2 separate regions of the Homo sapiens genome follow, and region 1 is linked to region 2. Evidence: chromatin contacts called from ENCODE Hi-C or POLR2A ChIA-PET data. All regions are on one chromosome and are shown on one strand. The core of a region is the stretch at or near the end of the contact, and the rest is flanking DNA. Distances in the headings are between cores, read along the strand shown.

Region 1 (5,063 bases), core at 1,084-3,583, 1.9 Mb before region 2:
AACTAACAACTAAGAGAAGTCTTAAACTGGACTGATATTATGCATATTATTAACCTTTAAAGTGGTTCCTATACTATACTCCACGGAAATATTTCAAAGTAAGAAAATCCCATTTGTATTAAGATGCTTATACCTAAGTTTTTGTAGACAAATTGTGGAAAGAACCTAAATATCTAACAAATGGGAAATATTGAATGTAGCAGAATATTACATGGCCATTAAAAATAACTATATGGGCCGGGTGCGGTGGCTCATGCTTGTAATCCCAGCACTTTGGGAAGCCGAGGTGGGTGGATCACAAGGTCAGGAGTTGAGACCAGCCTGGCCAACACCGTGAAACCCCGTCTGTACTAAAAATACAAAAATTAGTTGGGTGTGGTGGTGGGCACCTGTAATCCCAGCTACTTGGGAGGCTGAGGCAGGAGAATCGCTTGAACCTGGGAGGCAGAGGTTGCAGTGAGCCAAGATCGCGCCACTGCACTCCAGCCAGGGCGACAGAGCTAGACTCTTTCTCAAAAATAAATAAATAAAAATAAACAACAACAACAACAAGTAAGTATATGGGGCTGGGTGCGGTGGCTCACACCTGTAATCCCAGCACTCTGGGAGGCCGAGGACAGATCACCTGAGGTCAGGAGTTTGAGACCAGCCCGACCAACATGGAGAAACCCCGTCGCTACTAAAAATACAAAATTAGCCGGGCGTGATGGCGCATGCCTGTAATCTCAGCTACTCGGGAGGCTGAGGCAGGAGAATCGCTTGAACCCAGGAGGCGGAGGTTGCGGTGAGCCGAGATCTCGCCATTGCACTCCAGCCTGGGCAACAGGAGCAAAACTCCGTCTCATAAACAAACAAACAAAAAACTATATGGACTATGCTAGTATGGGAAAGTCATCAGAAAATAATTTAGTGTAAATAGAGAACACAAATGTATATTAAATACAGTTTATGTAAAAATCATTTCCACAATAAAGAAGGGCCTAAAATAGTCATGGTCTTATTATAGTTCTTGTAATAGGTGTTCCTCTGTAAAAGTACTTGGTGGGTTTTATTAACTCCGAATTTAAAGTTCATTATATAATATTTATATCTGAGTTATTTACCTTGGGGTTTTCCAGCTTGTAGTACATTACTGATGTCACAATAAGCATATGACATCAAAAAATATATATAAGGGACTTTTTGCAAAACCTTTGTTGGGTAAGAGCTAATTTCCACAGTAAAAACAGACACCAAAGTTAAAACAACTAGAACGCTTTGATTCAAGAAGCTAGTTAAAAGCTAATAAAATTCAATACATGGTTTTCAAGGTAGTTTATTTGACCTAGTTTCGTCCAATGTCTGAACAGATCAGATTTCAGCAATAAAATTACCTTACTTTCAGGGAACTGATGAATACTTGCAAAACAGTGCCCTTCTAAGCAGCTATATTAATATATTCTATTTTCTCGACCCGGTCCCACCTCCACCTGTAGCATGACTTGAAGAACCGTGAACAAGAAATTAGACAGGTTTATATCCTAAGAGTAGGCTCGTTTACATTAGATGGTTTTCAGGACTGTCAGGGCAGAAATGGGGTAAGGGTGTCTCTTTCCCAACCATAGATGGGTAGAAGAAAGTGTACAGGCTGATGGTGCAGAACCCTCTTACCTCCAGTTTCTGTAATTCCCACACGCATAGGGGAACCGCAACCACTATTGACACCAGGTAGATGACCGCTACTAAAGGTCGAATCCACTGTCTCCAGTTCCTCCAGGTACAAGTGCAAGGCATGTTTTCGCACAAATCAGATCCGGTTAGCAAGGGAAAAGATCTCGAAAAGATTGTAATGGGGAGCCCTGTTCTCTGGCTGTTTTGTCAACTCGCATACTACGGAGAAAAAGCTGTCGGGCGACTTTACGAACAGCTCGAGCCGCCTCCTGGACCGGCGCTGTGTCTTCTGCTGCTGCTGCTTCTGCAAATGTAGCCTCTCAGGGTGCTATTGGCGAGCAGTGCAGGCAACATCCTTTCTTCTCCACCCCGCATCTACCCGGTTGTACTGCGGTGGAATCCCAGGCAGAGCCGCTGCCCTCACCTGGGGATCGCCCTGAGCTCTGCCTGTACCATGGCTTCCAGGAGAGCAGCACAGACCAGGAACCGGCCTCTAGGGACCCTGCACACTCCGGTTCTGTCTCGCAGCTGCCTGCCCACTCGCTCTTTTCTTTGGGGATCGAGCTTCCTACCTCCCGCACTGGCAGGCGTCTCTTCAGTCGATTCCGCTAGTAGGTAAGGCCCCAGGATCTCCTCATTCTTTCGCACGGGACCTCCCCTACAGCGGAACCCAAGGCCAAACCAAGACTTTCAGCTCTTTTCCGCTTCCGCCCCTGCTGTCTGAGGCAGGTGATTCGTCGTCAGCGCCAAACTGGGCCCGCCCCATCCGACTCACTTTGCGCCCTCTGATTGGTCAGCTGTGGGGGCGGGGCTGCAGGATTGCGTACTGGGGTTAGAAAGAAGAGCAGGTGCGTGGAAGTGGGTGGAATTGCCGCAGATGGTCCAGCGGGCTATTGCAAGGATTCTGGAAGCTGCGGGAATTATTTGAGGACACTTGAAGCACACCTACTACATTCTTCTGCTGGCGTTATTCCAGTTTAAAGAAAGCTTGGGTAAGGGGCGGTTACTTCAGAGTTGGACTGGAAGAGAGAAGGCCCATCTCTACACAAAACATCCCCTATTCAATCTAGAGTGGATACAGAAGCCCGCTGGAGTAAGAAGACAAGGAAGAATGGGAAACCTCCACCTAGTTTTCTGTCAGTTGCTAGAATCTAGGGGCTAGGCCGCTTGGTTATTTCTGGATCCTACAGAAGGATCATTCTAAAGGTAGCTTCATTTTAGAATTAACCGCAAATAGGGAATGTCCCTTCTACATTTGGAACTTGTGTTAAAAATTTGCACTCATTTAAGTTTTAAAAAGTTGACATTCCATCTGACAAAGGAGTTTCATATGCTTAAAGCCTTTAGCTAAACCAATAGAGTAAACAAATATCTACTACTCAATTACATATACAAATGCGTTTTATATTGTAATTGTAATTTTCAGGGGGACAGGCACTGTACTAAGTTCATTACCTACATTATGTAAGTTGTTCTGCACAAAAATTTTGAGAGGTAGGCATTTTTCCACTTTACAGATAAAAAAGTCAAGTGGCTGATAAATTTGCCCAGGCTCACTGAGCTAGTTAAGTGGTAGTGTGGAGATAGCAACCTTGGTCTTTGTGACTCCAAAGGGCATTATATTTAAGCATTTGACCTGCTAGTACCTGCCACCTGGGGAATTTCCGCCTAATGACCATACGGATAAGGAGGCTTGTAACATTGAGTACACCTAGCCCAGGAGTCTCACAGAGACACCTAAGGAATATTATGAGCCCCTTTTTTGGTATCGTCTGTTTGGACTTGACTTCACTGCCTACTTCTCAGTTGTTAACATTTGTATTTTACAACCTGACCCAAACTACTTTCTACCGGAAAAATAGGCCTTATGTTTGTTCTTCCTAAGCTTACTTTAAAAATGGAAATTAAGGCTGGGTGCAGGGGCTCATGCCTGTAATCCCAGCAGTTTGGGAGGCGGAGGTGGGCGGATCATGAGGTCAGGAAATCGAGACTATCCTGGCTAACACAGTGAAACTCCGTCTCTACCAAAAATACAAAAAATTAGCCAGTTGTGGTGGCGGGAGCCTGTAGTCCCAGGTACTCAGGAGGCTGAGGCAGGAGAATGGCGTGAACCCGGGAGGCGGAGCTTGCAGTGAGCCGAGATCAAGCCACTGCACTCCAGCCTGGGCGACAGAGCGAGACTCTGTCTCAAAAAATAAATAAATAAATAAATAAATAAAATTAATTAAAAAAAATTCCTGATCATTAAATTAATGCTTGCTCTGTTGTTAAAGTTCATAAAAAAGAAGAATAATGAAGAGAAAGTTAATTTTACTCTACGGCCAAGTATAACTACTCTTTACTTGTTTGGTACACAGTAGAGGCTATCTTGGATATGCCGTATGCGTAGATTGTCTCTGTGCTTTCAGCTACAGCGTTTTTGCTGCCTATAATCTTTCCCATTCTTTCTCATGGGCAAACTTTTTTTGCCTAATTTGTGAGACCTTCCTTTATTTTTGTTTCCCCATGTATTCTTACAGCATTTATATGGTATTATACTCATTTACTTATTTGTCTTGTTTAGATTTTGAATTCCTAAAGCAAAAATCTAAATCCATTAGAAAAAAGCAAAAGAGAGAAGAGATGAGACAGATGCACAAATGATTTCACATACCAGTTTGCGAACTGGAATTCTTCTATGGTGAAATTTCTTCAGCTCAGCAGAGAAATTAAAAACAAAATTACAGATTGAGTATGCCAAATCTGAAAATCTGAAATTCAGAATGCTCCCAAATCCAAAACTTTTTGAGTACTTATATGATGCTCAAAGGAAATGCTCCTTGAAACACTTCAGATTTTGGATTTTCAGATTTGAGATGCTCAACTGGTATGTATAATGCAAATGTTCCCCAATCTGAAAAAATCTGAAATCCAGAACACTTCTGGTCCAAAGCATTTCAGATGAGATATATGAATTTTTCATTTAGTTAAATTTCTTCACTCTTAAGGACCATGTTTTATTTTGAAATTGTCTATCCTATTTTTTAATATGATAATAGATAGTAGTTGTTCTTCAGATATTTTTACTTTGGAGAATAAAAAGTTGATAGCTTTATTTGCCTACCATTTGTTTCATTTTTTTCTCTTGACCTGTAAGATCCTAAAGTCTAGTAAGGATAGGGAATAGGCCATAATGCTGATGTGATCCTAATCTACTTGCTTTGCTTGCTATAGGCATTCTCTGCATTCTTTCTGGATATGAGAGCCTAAGCCTGAAGGTGGATCTGAGCTTGATGGTGTTTGAAAAATAAGAAATGGTTAAAATTGGCAGATGGTGCTAGGGTCAAAAACAAGCTATTAGTCAATTTTGATGCAAGTTATAGAGGTTAATTGAAGTTTGTTACTGCTGCATCACATGCAAATAGGTGGAATTT
Region 2 (4,549 bases), core at 962-3,461:
TGCACTCAGGAGGAGCAAACACCTCCTCCAGGCTTAGGAGCACTCCAACAGTCCCCTTCTCCAAGGCACTGTGGCAATCCCCGACCTGGAACTCTCAAGCCATTGTCTCCACTACAATACATGCTAATTTTCATGTCACGTTGCAACTTCCATGTTATTCATCTCCTCACTGCACCAAAGCCCTCGCCCAAGTGCATCAAGCCTGTTTCTTTCCCAGGGATGGCCTTGTGCCTGGGCTCTCTTCCCCTCCAAACTCCGGGGTGGCCCCTGCTTTATCAGACTGAACCGGCTCTAAGGAGAAAAGTTGACGATCATCCTGCTCTAGCCTCCGGGAAGTCTTGCTCCACAAAGAACAAGAGTCTCTGGTTTTGTGAAATGAGTCACAGGCTGCCTTGACCATGCCTATCTGGGGAGGCCAGGGCTGCCATGTATGGTCTGTGCTCCGTGGCACCCACCTCTCGCTGTCAGTCCAAGCTCTTTGCCAGGACAGCCTGAGTCATAAAACTCAGCACATTCCTCAGGCGTTGGCTAGTCTTTCCTTGTTATTACTTTGCTTTTGTTTTATGCAGCACCTGGTTTCATTTTTAAAACCCAAATAAAAATCACACGGTCAGGGCGGGAGTGGGGAAACAGGAGGAACAGCAAAGGGCTCTAACTCCGCAAACAGGGAGGCACAGAGCAGGACAGAGATGGGACTGCGGCTGAGGGACTGGGGAGATTCAGGATGTGCCACTAATGAATTGGTTTGACCACAATCTTCCTTGCTGTATATGATAAAGCTCTTGATGCCCAGGTCTCTTCCCCACCCTCCCATCCCCAAATTAGGCCGCAGTACTGTACTCATCAGCCACGTGACCTTCCCGAAGCCCCTCCACTTTCTGAGTGTCCTCAATCAATGGATATACATCTCGGATGAATCCTAAGGAACACTCTAGTTACAACACTCAGAGTCTATGAACCTGCCGGTTCCCTTTTTCTTGGACACAAGCCCTAACCCACGTGTGAGGGAATATGTTTCCACAAGCAAATATTTGTTCTTTGCCTTTTGGGGGTTAAGGAATGGTGGACAGACAGGCGAGAAGGTGTAGACCCCACCATACCAATGTTGCTGGTCAAATTGAACTTGTGTGGCCAGGTTACTGTTGCAACCTATCTGTAAAGCTGTTAGCCTTCATTTTTAGAATTAAAACAGAATTCTAATCAGCTATCCTCTGCGTATAGTAAAAAACAAATGATGAATTAATGATAGCCATTACCTTGGAGAACTGTATTTTCTTGGACTAGGAAAAGCCAAGAAATTCGAGATTAAAACCAGGATCATGAGGTACTAGACTCGGAACCTAAACAGAGGCCTTTCTCTCCTTCTGCCTGGGATGTCTACTGGGGCTGGCCAGGGCAAAACTCCGGAGGTTCCTAAGTGGCTACAGGGCTGCCTTTTCAATGCATGCTTTTGGAGAGCTTAATGGAAACCATACGAAGGTTGCCGGGAATCAGACCAGATGGCTCCCGGGGAATGTATTTAACCCGACCTAGGGCTAAGAGACAAAAATAATCACTAGGAGTTTGTGGGGCGGGAGGCAGGGGTGGTGCTGCGACTTTTAATTGTATTTTCTATTCAACAGAAATCCTAAGAGAAGGACGGTCTTGGTAACTAGGAGTAAACGGAAGGGGGTGTGGGGAGCAGAGAGCGGGGCTGGGGAGGAAGAGTGGTAGGAGGCGGCTACTTTAGTAAACCAAACACCGTTCTGCTTTTCCTCAGAAGTCGGCGGCTGCCGGGGCCCTTCGCGGGCCTAGACGGCAGCGGGCTCCTTCCCGCGCCCCAGGTCATGTGCAGCCCCTGCCGCTCCCGGTCCCTCCCTCCCGCGCGCTCCGCGGGGGCGACGAGGCGGGCGGTGGTGGGGGGGAATCAGCAGGAGGAGGGTCGTAGGCGGCGGAGGCGGCCTGTGGACGCTAGGGGAGGAAGATCGTGGGGGAGAAGAGGTGGGCCGTGGAGGAAGAAGGAGACGGCCGCTCCGGCGGGCCGGGAGGAGCGGGAAGAGGCGGACCGGGGAGGGGAGGGGCAGGCGGCGGGTGGGCGGGCCGTGGGCGCGGCTTTGGGGGCGCAGGCAGCCTACCGAGGGAGCCGGGACGGGAGGGCCACGACTCCGCCCCTGAGCTCGCGAGCCCGCCGCGTCTGAGGCCGCCCCCGCCCCCGCGACTGTCGGAGCCAATTCGCTTCCCGGCGGCGCCTTGCGCGGAGGAAAACCTGGCGGTGGAAGGCTCCGGCTCTGCTGGGTGACCGCTCTGAATACAAAGAGCATTTCTCACGCCCCTGCGCCTTCCCCGGGGCTCCCAGATACAAGGGACAGGCTCTGTGACGCCGGAGCCCCCGACGGTCGGGGCCGCAGCACCATTTCTGTGGTTCTAGCAGAGAAATGTGGTCCCAAGTATTTATTTAAAAAGGAAAATTTAATAAAGATTATAAAAACTTTTGTCTCTCTCCACCAATTAAAAAGGGAAAAAACTGATAAATGAAGCCCATGGAATTGTCCCAGAAAGCCAACCTGCCAGGGTCCAGACGTTCCTGGGCGGGGCGGGTGGGGGGAGGGTGTTGGGAGGGCCCCATACCTCAAAGTTGTTTATTAAGCAAACTCCACGCCTCCAGCCTTGTGGCTTCATTTTCCAACTCAGTTAAATGGCGATGAGGGTCCTCCCCAGCCATAATCGGAGTATCGATCAGCTTCTGAATCCTCAGATGAGCAAACCTTGCTTTCAGAATCGCACCGTCCATGAAGCTGGAGAAAAATGGCCTGGTTGTCAACACTCGCTCATCCGCAAAGGTCACTTTTCCACAGAATTGGGAATTAAATGGTCTCTTCCAAACCAGACATCATTCATGAGCAGGAGATGGGATTGATCCTGCATTTTCTTCCATCTCTCTTAACCTTCCTGTTTAATATATTGTGTCTCTGTTAGGAAGGCCAGATTAATAAAGTGGGAGAGAAAAAGGGCAGGAACTCTTGCAATCCCTAACCGGCCCCCACTGCTTCTCTGGTAAGATTCTTTCCAGGTTTCCCTAATTCCTTTAGTTCCCACATTCCTGGATGTGAATGCTCTGCTTTCCAGTTTCCATCAGGAACTTCTTCAAGATAGGACACAGGAATATAAATATTTAGAGAATGATTACCAAAAGCACTACCCAGCAAGCAAATACTTTCGAAACTAAGAATAGTGTTAATGATCGTTGAAAATTTCATTCAATCTCTACTTATTGCTTTGATGCAGGAAATTGGGCATTTATATATCTCAGTGCTTGTTCTCCTCCAAACTATATATATTTAAAAATATTAAGATTTGCCTTGTCTCGGCCGGGCATGGTGGCTCACGCCTGTAATCCCAGCAGTTTGGGAGGCCGAGGTGGGCAGATCACCTGAGGTCAGGAGTTCGAGACCAGCCTGGCCAACACAGTGAAACCCTGTCTCTACTAAAAATACAAAAATTAGTTGGGTGTGGTGGCACACACCTGTAATCCCAGTTACTCGGGAGGCTGAGGCAGGAGAATTGCTTGAACCCAGGAGGTGGAGGTTGCAGTGAGCCAAGATCACGCCATTGCACTCCAGCCTGGGCAACAAGAGTGAAACTCCTGTCTCAAAAAAAAAAAAAAAAAAAAAAAAAAAAAAAAAGATTTGCCTTGTCTCATAAATAAAAAGTCATGATTTATTTTTTTGCTCAGGACTCTAGGTCCAAGGTTTTCCAAATATGTGCCCCATATTAATTGTGTGGTGTGTGTGTGTGCACCTGCATGTACTTTTAGTCTGTTATTGCACCACAAAAACAAGAGCAGGATTAATGTCATTTATTTGTTGGGAATGGTTGACTTAAAAGCGGCTACTTTGAGTACAGAGAATTCCCTTTCTGGGAGGGGTTGGGGAAGCACCTTACAGAGAGAAGCAGCTGTTCCCCAGAACAGCTGCAGACACTGACTGGCAATGGAATTGCTTGGCACCAGTACAACTCCATGTAGGCAAGAGGGATTTATTTATTTAACAATAGTTAATGATTCTCCCAAGCAACTCCCAAGAGGCCAGCTTTCAGTAAATGTACTTTCAGGAAATCATCTACCCTTCCTAGAAACAGGCATCAACCCTACAGTGAAGGGATGTCCCTGGTTGACCACACAATATAACTTTCAGGGGACCATGCAGCTACAAATGCCCCCAAACAACTCCCTCCACAGTCTGCCACCGCACTGGCTTTCCCTGTTTGAAATGCTCCCTGGGAACATTATCAGGTCCTAAGCAGAAAAGTTGAGAAAAACTGCACCATTTTTGGAAGAGCATCATTAAAATAGACTGGTTGCCTGGGAACCAGCGTGGGTCATCCAACCCTCTCCCATTAGCGAAATGTATCATATCTGCTAGTTAATGTCCAAAGACCAGCATTTCCAAGTGAAAGTGAAATGTATGTATAACTGGTGGTTCTTGTGATACTGTTAGGTAGTACTTGTATAACATTTTTTATTTTAATGGTCAGGGTTTTTTTTTTAACACACATAACGAGCATATCAAAC

What was found. Hi-C counts contacts between places; a loop is a spot of excess contacts on that map. ChIA-PET counts read pairs that join two places held with the same protein, here RNA polymerase II (POLR2A). Pooled maps may share reads with other maps.
Region 1: a map of PC-9 shows a loop between it and region 2 (15-fold over the local background). The contact joins the promoter of TMEM184C here to the enhancer-like site in region 2. A Hi-C loop is called at or near these places in 4 of 168 maps with a recorded cell type or tissue (CD8-positive, alpha-beta T cell, PC-9 and naive thymus-derived CD4-positive, alpha-beta T cell), 1 of 37 single-sample maps with no recorded cell type and 15 of 50 pooled maps. POLR2A ChIA-PET finds 5 or more read pairs at or near these places in 1 of 52 experiments (OCI-LY7).

Annotation. Positions count from the first base shown.
Region 1 is chr4:147,614,667-147,619,729 of GRCh38, reverse strand. TMEM184C (transmembrane protein 184C) reads right to left here and starts at 2,333. Exons shown (of 10, transcript NM_018241.3): 1 at 1,651-2,333. The coding sequence starts at 1,773. It overlaps TMEM184C-DT (TMEM184C divergent transcript), which reads left to right and starts at 2,485. Exons shown (of 2, transcript NR_186679.1): 1 at 2,485-2,642. RefSeq lists enhancers at 1,914-1,963, 1,994-2,113.
Region 2 is chr4:145,730,678-145,735,226 of GRCh38, reverse strand. It overlaps C4orf51 (chromosome 4 open reading frame 51), which reads right to left. Exons shown (of 6, transcript NM_001080531.3): 6 at 2,430-2,774. The coding sequence ends at 2,667. Among named protein-coding and RNA genes, the nearest start is that of C4orf51, 53 kb to the right of the region's middle. RefSeq lists enhancers at 1-430, 431-1,230 and a silencer at 1,786-2,385. Within about 2 kb of position 2,211, at least 33 of the 41 ENCODE cell types and tissues checked have a DNase peak (open chromatin) inside an H3K27ac peak, as active enhancers do; they include PC-9, where a contact is called at or near this core.